Regions from separate parts of the Homo sapiens genome. Here region 2 is linked to region 1. Evidence: chromatin contacts called from ENCODE Hi-C or POLR2A ChIA-PET data. All regions are on one chromosome and are shown on one strand. The core of a region is the stretch at or near the end of the contact, and the rest is flanking DNA. Distances in the headings are between cores, read along the strand shown. Region 1 overlaps CDK6 (cyclin dependent kinase 6). Region 2 overlaps CDK6-AS1 (CDK6 antisense RNA 1).

What was found. A loop is a pair of places that touch in the nucleus more often than their neighbours do. ChIA-PET counts read pairs that join two places held with the same protein, here RNA polymerase II (POLR2A). Pooled maps may share reads with other maps.
Region 2: a pooled map shows a loop between it and region 1 (12-fold over the local background). The contact joins two enhancer-like sites. A Hi-C loop is called at or near these places in 11 of 50 pooled maps. POLR2A ChIA-PET finds 5 or more read pairs at or near these places in 2 of 52 experiments (activated T-cell and endothelial cell of umbilical vein).

Annotation. Positions count from the first base shown.
Region 1 is chr7:92,730,606-92,734,563 of GRCh38, reverse strand. The region is part of intron 3 of CDK6 (cyclin dependent kinase 6); the gene reads left to right. Among named protein-coding and RNA genes, the nearest start is that of CDK6-AS1, 100 kb to the left of the region's middle. Within about 2 kb of position 2,708, at least 5 of the 41 ENCODE cell types and tissues checked have a DNase peak (open chromatin) inside an H3K27ac peak, as active enhancers do.
Region 2 is chr7:92,902,584-92,906,541 of GRCh38, reverse strand. All of the region lies in intron 1 of CDK6-AS1 (CDK6 antisense RNA 1), which reads right to left. Among named protein-coding and RNA genes, the nearest start is that of CDK6, 68 kb to the right of the region's middle. Within about 2 kb of position 2,086, at least 4 of the 41 ENCODE cell types and tissues checked have a DNase peak (open chromatin) inside an H3K27ac peak, as active enhancers do.

The DNA of each region.
Region 1 (3,958 bases), core at 1,459-3,958:
TAGTACAATGTGGTGGGAGGCCAATAAATCTAGAGGAAGAGCAATTTAAGCAGGACCCTGCCAGGAGTTGGGGCCATGGGGCAGTAAATGAGTAAAGATGGCAGAAATCCACAGAGTACCAGGAGGCAGGGCCAGAGAGCTAGGTGGGCTTTGGCTGAGGGGGCTGAAGCAGGAGAATTATCTGATAGGATCAGGTTTACACTTTTAAGGGTTCAGTCTAGACAGAGAGTACAAGATGGATTTGAGGACTGAGATCAGTGGGGAAAGGCTAGGTAATGGTATATGTGAGGAAGGAGAAGGCGGACCAGACCCGCTATAGTGGGAGCCTCAGAGGTGTAGGAATTGTATTTAAAAAGACACGACTTTACTGAGGAGCCCAGAACAAGACTTGAGTAAATGAAGAAAAGGAAAGACTCAATATTGTAAAGGTATCTGTTATCCCCAAATCAATTTATCAATTTTTAAAAATCATTGAAAATACTAAAAGGATTTTTGGAAGGTGTGGGCACTCAATAAAATGATTCTGAAGTCAGTTCATAATCATAACATATAAGAATATCCAAGAATGCCAGACACGATGGTGCACACCTGTAGTCCCAGCTACTTGGCAGGCTGAGGTGGGAAAATAACTTGAGGCCAGGAATTTGAGGCCAACCTGGGTAACATAGACCAGCCTCTAAAAATAAATAAATACATATTTTTATTTTCAAAAAATATTCAGGAATGTTTTATAAAGAGTGGAAAGAGAAAACTTTCCCTGCAGATGTTAAAATTTACTCTAAATATTTAATAATTAAAGGAGAGAGGTACTCTAAACAGAGCCAGAAACAAAGAGCAAAAGTCCAGAAAATAACTTCAAGTAATTTAGAACATGAGAAATAGTGGCATTTAAAATTGGTGGGTAATTTAATGACTGCTTAAACCCTTTTGCTAATCATAGAATATAAATAAAAATAGAAAAATATAGAACCATTAAAAATTAAGCTGTAGATCTACATTGCCAATAGATCTACATGCAAATGAGTTCAGTATACAGCATGATGTGAAAAAGACAGTTACAAAATTGTATGCATTCGCATTCCATTTAGAAAACAGAGACTAACCATCTGCATGAGTATTATGTAGATGGCAAAAATGGGATGAGGTTAAAGAAGTCAAAGTTCTGAAGCTAATATTAGCTGGGCATCCTAGTGATGTTGGAGTCCTGCAGGAAGACGTTGAGTGTGGGGTAAACAGGATGAGCCATGGTTCCTGGGGAATATAGAGAGTTGACAGTAAATGATAGTGATGGCAAAGGCGATATTATAAACATTAATGGAAGGAGGTACACACCTCAAAGAGAAAAGGATAACCACCTGAAAGGGATGATTGCCAACAGGAAAAGAATGTTGGTACAGGCCCCATTGGGTCTGTACCTCACCCTGGGGTGAATCATGGTGGCTATAAATGAAAGATAATGTTCATAACATATTTAAGTTAATATAATTTTAATTAAGTTAGATTTGTTAGAATAATTTTCAGCTGCAAATTACAGAACACTCAATGAAAAGTGGATCCAGATAAGGGCATTATTATATACATAACTACAAGGCTGGAGGCAGACAGCCCTAAAGTTGATGCAGCTATTCATTGATGTCATCAAAGACCCAGACTCTTTCCCTGTTTACACTCTGGCCTTTTATGTGTACAGATGATGTTTCAAGATGGTTGCTACAGCTCGGTAGCATTCAGTATAAGACGTGGGTGAGGAATGGGAGATGAGGAAGTACAGCAGAGAGCATTCTACTGTGCACCTCTTATCAAGGAGGAAAATGCTTCCTGAAACTCTCTAGCCAATTTGCCCATACAGGACTGGGTGTCATGTTCATCCCTGGATCAATTCCTAGCAAAAGGAAATGTGATTGCCTTCATTGGCCTGGACCAGGTCTTCATGGCTGACAACCAGCAGTATCTTCTATATCACACAAATAATTATCTGTTCTACTCTTGTGGAAAACCAGCTCCTCTAAGCATTACCTCATTTGAAGAGGAAGGAAGTACAGAGTGAGGGGAAAATTCTCAAAAGAGGGAATTGAGAGGAAGAATGTGGAAAGATAAGAAAGTATTTTGTCCAATTGCAGCCATTAGAAAGCTTATTAAAATTTCTTCTTCTGTTTTTGAGAGCTGTCGCCCAGGCTGGGGTGCAGTGGTGCAATCACGGCTCACTGCAGCCTCAACCTCCCAGGCTCAAGTGATCTTCCCACCTAGGCCTCCCGAGTAGCTGGGTCCACAGGCATGAGCCACCATGCCCAACTAATTTTTTGTTTTTTGTAGAGACAGGGTCTCCCTGTGTTGTCCAGGCTGGTCTCAAACTCCTGGTCTCAAGTGATCCTCCCACCTCAGCCACCCAAAGTGCTAGGATTACAGGTGTGGGCCACCACACCTGGCCTAAAATTTCATTATAGAAAAGTGTGTGTTGAAATGGGGAAATATTCACAGCACATTGTAAAATGTTTTTAAAAGCCTCACAAAACAATGTGTATAGAATGATAGCCACTTGGGTCATTACCCAACAACCTAGGAACTTGGGCTTCATGTTTTCTTACTTCTTTACCCAGTGCTGATTTTTATCTCCTGCTCTGAAGAAATTATGTTTAGCATTGCATATTTGCAGTTTCAGTTCCTGATGATTTTCCACAGTGGGTTAAAAATAGCCATTATGATGAGGTAATGATTTATTCTTTCATGTTGTTCATTTAAGTCATTACATTGTTCCTCAAACACCAACATTTTCAGGCTTGGTGGAAATGACTTATTATCTTTTTTTTTTTTATTTCCAGTTAGTTGAGACTGATTCTTTACCTTCTCAGCATTATCATCACTTCCAGGAATGAATAAAAAGTGGGTTCTGTTCTCATTTCAGAATACATATTTGATTATTAAAATTTACATGCAATGCCACTTTATTACACTTTTATCCAGTTGCCTAGAAGCAGTAAAAATTAGAAGCCAGTGTTTCCATTTAGGGCCCATGCCTTTGTTTCTCCTGAGGGGCCTCGAGGTGATGTGTGCCTGACTCATCATGCACAGTGGCAAAGAGACGGGTACTATGGCATTGCTGGACTATGCTTTGCTGTGGAACAAAGCTCATGTGTGACTCTTTTAGCTTGCCAGTTAATGGCTTGCTTTGAATTCACCCATTACAACTTTCCAGGTGATATGGAAGTTTTAAGGAATCCTCTTGAACCCTCCTCTTGGTTTCTCAGAATTTGTTTGTCTTGTTCTTTGTGATTTTGGATGAAGCATTCTTTGGGTCCTCCTGAGGACCACAGTGAGAAGTAGGGGAGACCTGTTTATAAACAGCCTTTGAAGCTCATTGTTCATTGCTCATTGCAAATTGATCAATGAAAGCACACGGGAACCCTGTCAGGTTTTGAAATAGAGTAGAAGCTGTATACATACAGCAAGCTTGATGTGGGGACCTGCAGTGTAGATTCTCCCAGAATGCAGACAAAAGTGGGTGGAATCTCCAAGGAGTGAATCAAGCCACTTGGCTAACGCTTTAGGACCTTAACACGATGCTGTTAGTCACTATTTCATTGCTTAGGTAGCAACAATATACCACATTTTATGGGAGAACCATGGTTTTAAAACATTCTGGGAATAGATCCAGCAATTCCACTTCTGAGTATATATCCAAAAAAATTGAAAGCAGAGTCACAAAGAGATCATTCTACACCTGTGTTCATAGCAGCAATATTCACAGCAGCCAAAAAGTGGAAACTACTGAGGTGCCCATCTATGGATCACCAGATAAACAAAATGTCATATATACATACAATGGAATATTATTTAACCTTAAAGAGGAAGGAAATTATGATACACACCACAACATGAATGAACCTTAAAGGAACTATGTTAACTGAGGCGAGCCACTCACAAAAAGACAAATCCAGTGTGATTCCACATGTATGAGGTA
Region 2 (3,958 bases), core at 837-3,336, 170 kb before region 1:
TCAATCTGCAGGTATAAAATTAAATGAAATGCATACATATGTGCACAAAATGATAGTTATGAGAATGAGAATATTCCTAGCACATTATTCTCCATAGCACCAAACTAGAAGCAACCCAAATGCCCATTGTATTAGTCCATTCTCACACTGCTACAAAGACATACCTGGGACTGGGTAATTTATAAAGAAAACAGATTTAATTAGCTTGCAGTTCTGCAGGATGTATAGGCTTCTGCTCCTGGGGAGACCTCAGGAAACTTACAATCATGGTGGAAGACAAAGAGGAAGCAGGCACAGTCTTCACATGGCCAGGAGGAGAGAGAGGGAGTGAAGTGGCAGGTGCTACACACTTTCAAACAACCAGATCTTGTGAGAAATCCATCACAAGAGCAGCAACAGGAAAGTCCGTCCCCGTGATTCAATCACCTTCCACAAGGCCCCTCCTCCAACACTGGGGATACAATTTGACATGAGATTTTGGTAGGGACACAGAGCCAAACTATATTACCCATTAACAATAGAATAGATAAATTGTAGTATATATGTATAATGGAATACAATTTAGCAATGAAGAAAACTATATCTATCTATAAAAACATTAATGAACCTCAAAGGTATAACATTTAGCAACAAAAGAGTATATACTATGTAATCTCATTCAAATAAAATTCAAAAACAGGCAACATTAATTTATAGTAATAGGAATCTGTGCCGTGGTTACCTTTGGAGGAAGTAACAACAGGGACAGGAGCACATAGTAGGCCTCTGTGGTGGTGTTAATGTTCAGTATCTTGCTTTGTGTCAAAATCAAGCTGTAAAATTAAATTTATGCCCTTACAAGTCCATAAATTAAATTTAAATTTAATAAGTGAAACAAAAGCTATATCGTTGCCTAAATCAACCAACCATAAAGTCATGAGTCATAAAAATTCCCAAATTACTTTTAATCCTATCATTCCTAACCCTAAAACAGTGAGGCCCTCCTGATAAAAAGACGCACTCTCATTACAGACAGTCCAATGCTCTTCCTGTGCCCAGCACATTATTAATAATTAATAACTAATATTTTAGTGCCAGACACCACACTGACTAAATAGTTATTGTGGATGAATATAGTTAGGGTGGATAATAGTGTGGACTAAATAGTTAGTGTGGATTAATGCAAATCATGCATTAATATATTGAAATCTCCCAATAACCCTTAGAGATGGCTATTATTAAGCTACTCTATAGATGAGAAAGTAAATTTTCACAAGGTCACTATATCAGTCAATATCTTTCATTACAATTAAAAGAGACCAACTTTCGTTTAAGCAAAAGGGAATGTGCTTAAAAGGGCATTGCAGAACTCCCAGAGTTGCCAGGACTGCCAATGTGAGGACTCTGTAGCCATGAACAATACCCCAGATCAAGTAATGGAGCTGGTCCAATGTGAAAACACTGTCTTATTGCCCAGCACTGGTGAGTGTGGCCCACTCTGCCACACTGCCAGACCTGGAGCCCAGACACGGGCACTGGCAAGTCTGCCACTGCTCTGTGGGAGCTTGCCATAACTTCTGCCACCAGCACGACCAGCAAGAATGACTCTCAGTTCCCACTGCAGCAACCAAGTGCTGAGCACATGTTTCATGCCCTAAGGCAAAAAGGAATATATGCACTTAAAAAATCCCAGGTTTGGAAGGTGGCAAGTGGGAATTTGAACCCAGCTGACTTGGTTCCAAAACCAAAGGCTCAAATTTTTGCGAGGCTGTCTACAAACGGGTGATGTTACTTTACCATTTAAAGGACCAAATGAGGCAAGCAAATCCAACAACAAGCAAACCCAACAACACTTCATGTCACTGTGTCACTATCAGAAAGATTCAAAAATGAATTGCTTGACTAATTTATAGACAGAACAAAACTATTTATATGACAAATAGGGCTGCTGGAAATCACCAAGTGCTTTAATAAAGGCAGACAGGGAGGACCCCATATGACAGCTCATCCGAGAACCAGAACTGCACCATGTGGGGCCATGTGGCTGCATGCTGACTCAGAAGAGGGGTGGGGAAGGAGGGCCGCTTCTGATTCACCAAGACCACATCCTGCCCCTCCTTCATTCTTTCCCCTGGAAGCTGCATATCAATCTTCTTAGTGAAATCTCCCCAAAGCATGGGGCTCAGGTATTTTCAGCAAACGTCTGTGAACCTAAGAGTCCCATTTTCCAGGAACATTTGGCCCTGCTTCTTTTCAATGGCATTTAGGTGTGAAGTTGACTATGACTAAGTGTGAAGCTGATAGTCTGCACATGAATACTCAGGGCTTGATTTGGGTTATTTAGTTTTCCCTGTGTTTTCTTGGGCACAAACCAATATCTAACATCATATATATATATATATATATATATATATATATATATATATATATATATATATATATATATATATATGTCCTTTAAAAAACTGGCTTTAGCTGGTTTAAATCAGAAAGAAAATTCTTAAACACACAATACCAGTTAGGTAACAACTTGGGAGAAATGTGTTCTTTCTGACAATCGTGTAAATACATATTCATTATCATCAAAGACTAAACAAGCATGTCATCCTGCTCTGATTCATCTTAGGAAAACATGTGGTAGGCAATTCAAAATCCTTCAAATAAAGAATAAAAAGAGGCAAGGTCAAGTTTTTTGTTAAAGGAAATTTAGTAAAATTAGTGTATTTGTGGACTTTTTAATTTTGTTTGCAGTTTTGAAGGTTGGGGTTTTTTGGGGTTTTTTACTTTTGTTTTGGGCTATCATTATTATTATTGGTTTCTATGAAGGCAGTAGTGGGAGTTAGGATTAGAAAGGTTGTGGTAGTCAATATATGGAGGACTTTGAAAGGTTAGGGATCTGATCTTTATTCTGTAGGGAGGGAGTAATTCATAAAGGTTTTTTATCTACTTTATTTTTACAATTTTTTAGCCAAATAGAACAAAGAGAAAAGTGTGGAAATTTTAAGTAAATTTAATTTTTTAAATCACACGTTATGCAATCACCATTCATGTCAAGAAATAGCTACCAGCACCTCAGGAAGTTCCCTTGTGGTATTTTTAAATTTAAAAAATTATCAACTATAACCAAATAGAGTGAAAACGTAAAACATGTATGTTCTGTTTAACATGTCATTGCCATCAAGGTCAAGAAGTCTAAGATCGAAAGCACCCCAGAAATCTCCTGAGTTTAACTTTGAAATCTCCTGAGTTTAACTTCGAAATCTCCTGAGTTTAACTTCCAAATCACAACTTTCTCCCTCCGCATCCACCATTCCCAAACCATAAGGTAATTGCTACCCAAATATTTGGAATAACCATTTCTTTGTTTTACTTTGTTTTTACCACCTAGGTATGCATTGCTAAATAAGATAGTTTAGTTTTGCCGTTTTTGAACTTTGTTCAGATACAATCATGCTTGATGTTTTCTTTGTTGTTTTGCTTCTTTACCCAACAGTATTTTTGAGGAGTCATCCATGCTGATTCTTGTAGTTCATAGTCAATTTCTTTATTATAAATAATCTGTTGCATGAATATATCACAAGTTATTTATCCATGCTATAGTTGTTAGACAGTTAGTGGTTTCCAGGCTGAGGCTATTACAAATAATGTTAAGGCATTGTCTGTGTGTATGTAAGGGAAAAAGAGAGAGAGGATTAAGATGTATCTAGTAGTACTATGCAAGCTGAACTCAGATAGGGAGGAAAGAATCACGGAATTTAGTTGGGAGACTCAACCATAACAATCAAACATATGAGCTTAGTGATTAAAAAAGAAAGTAAGAAAGGACAGATTCCTAGCAGGAGTTCCCATTAATCTGCATTTTTGCCTGCTTTTGATGCTATCCATAATTTTAAATGTTTGCTAAAATAATAAGGAAAAATTAGCTATTGCTTTACATTTCAGTTCCCTAATTAGTAGTGAATTTGAGCATTCTCTTGTA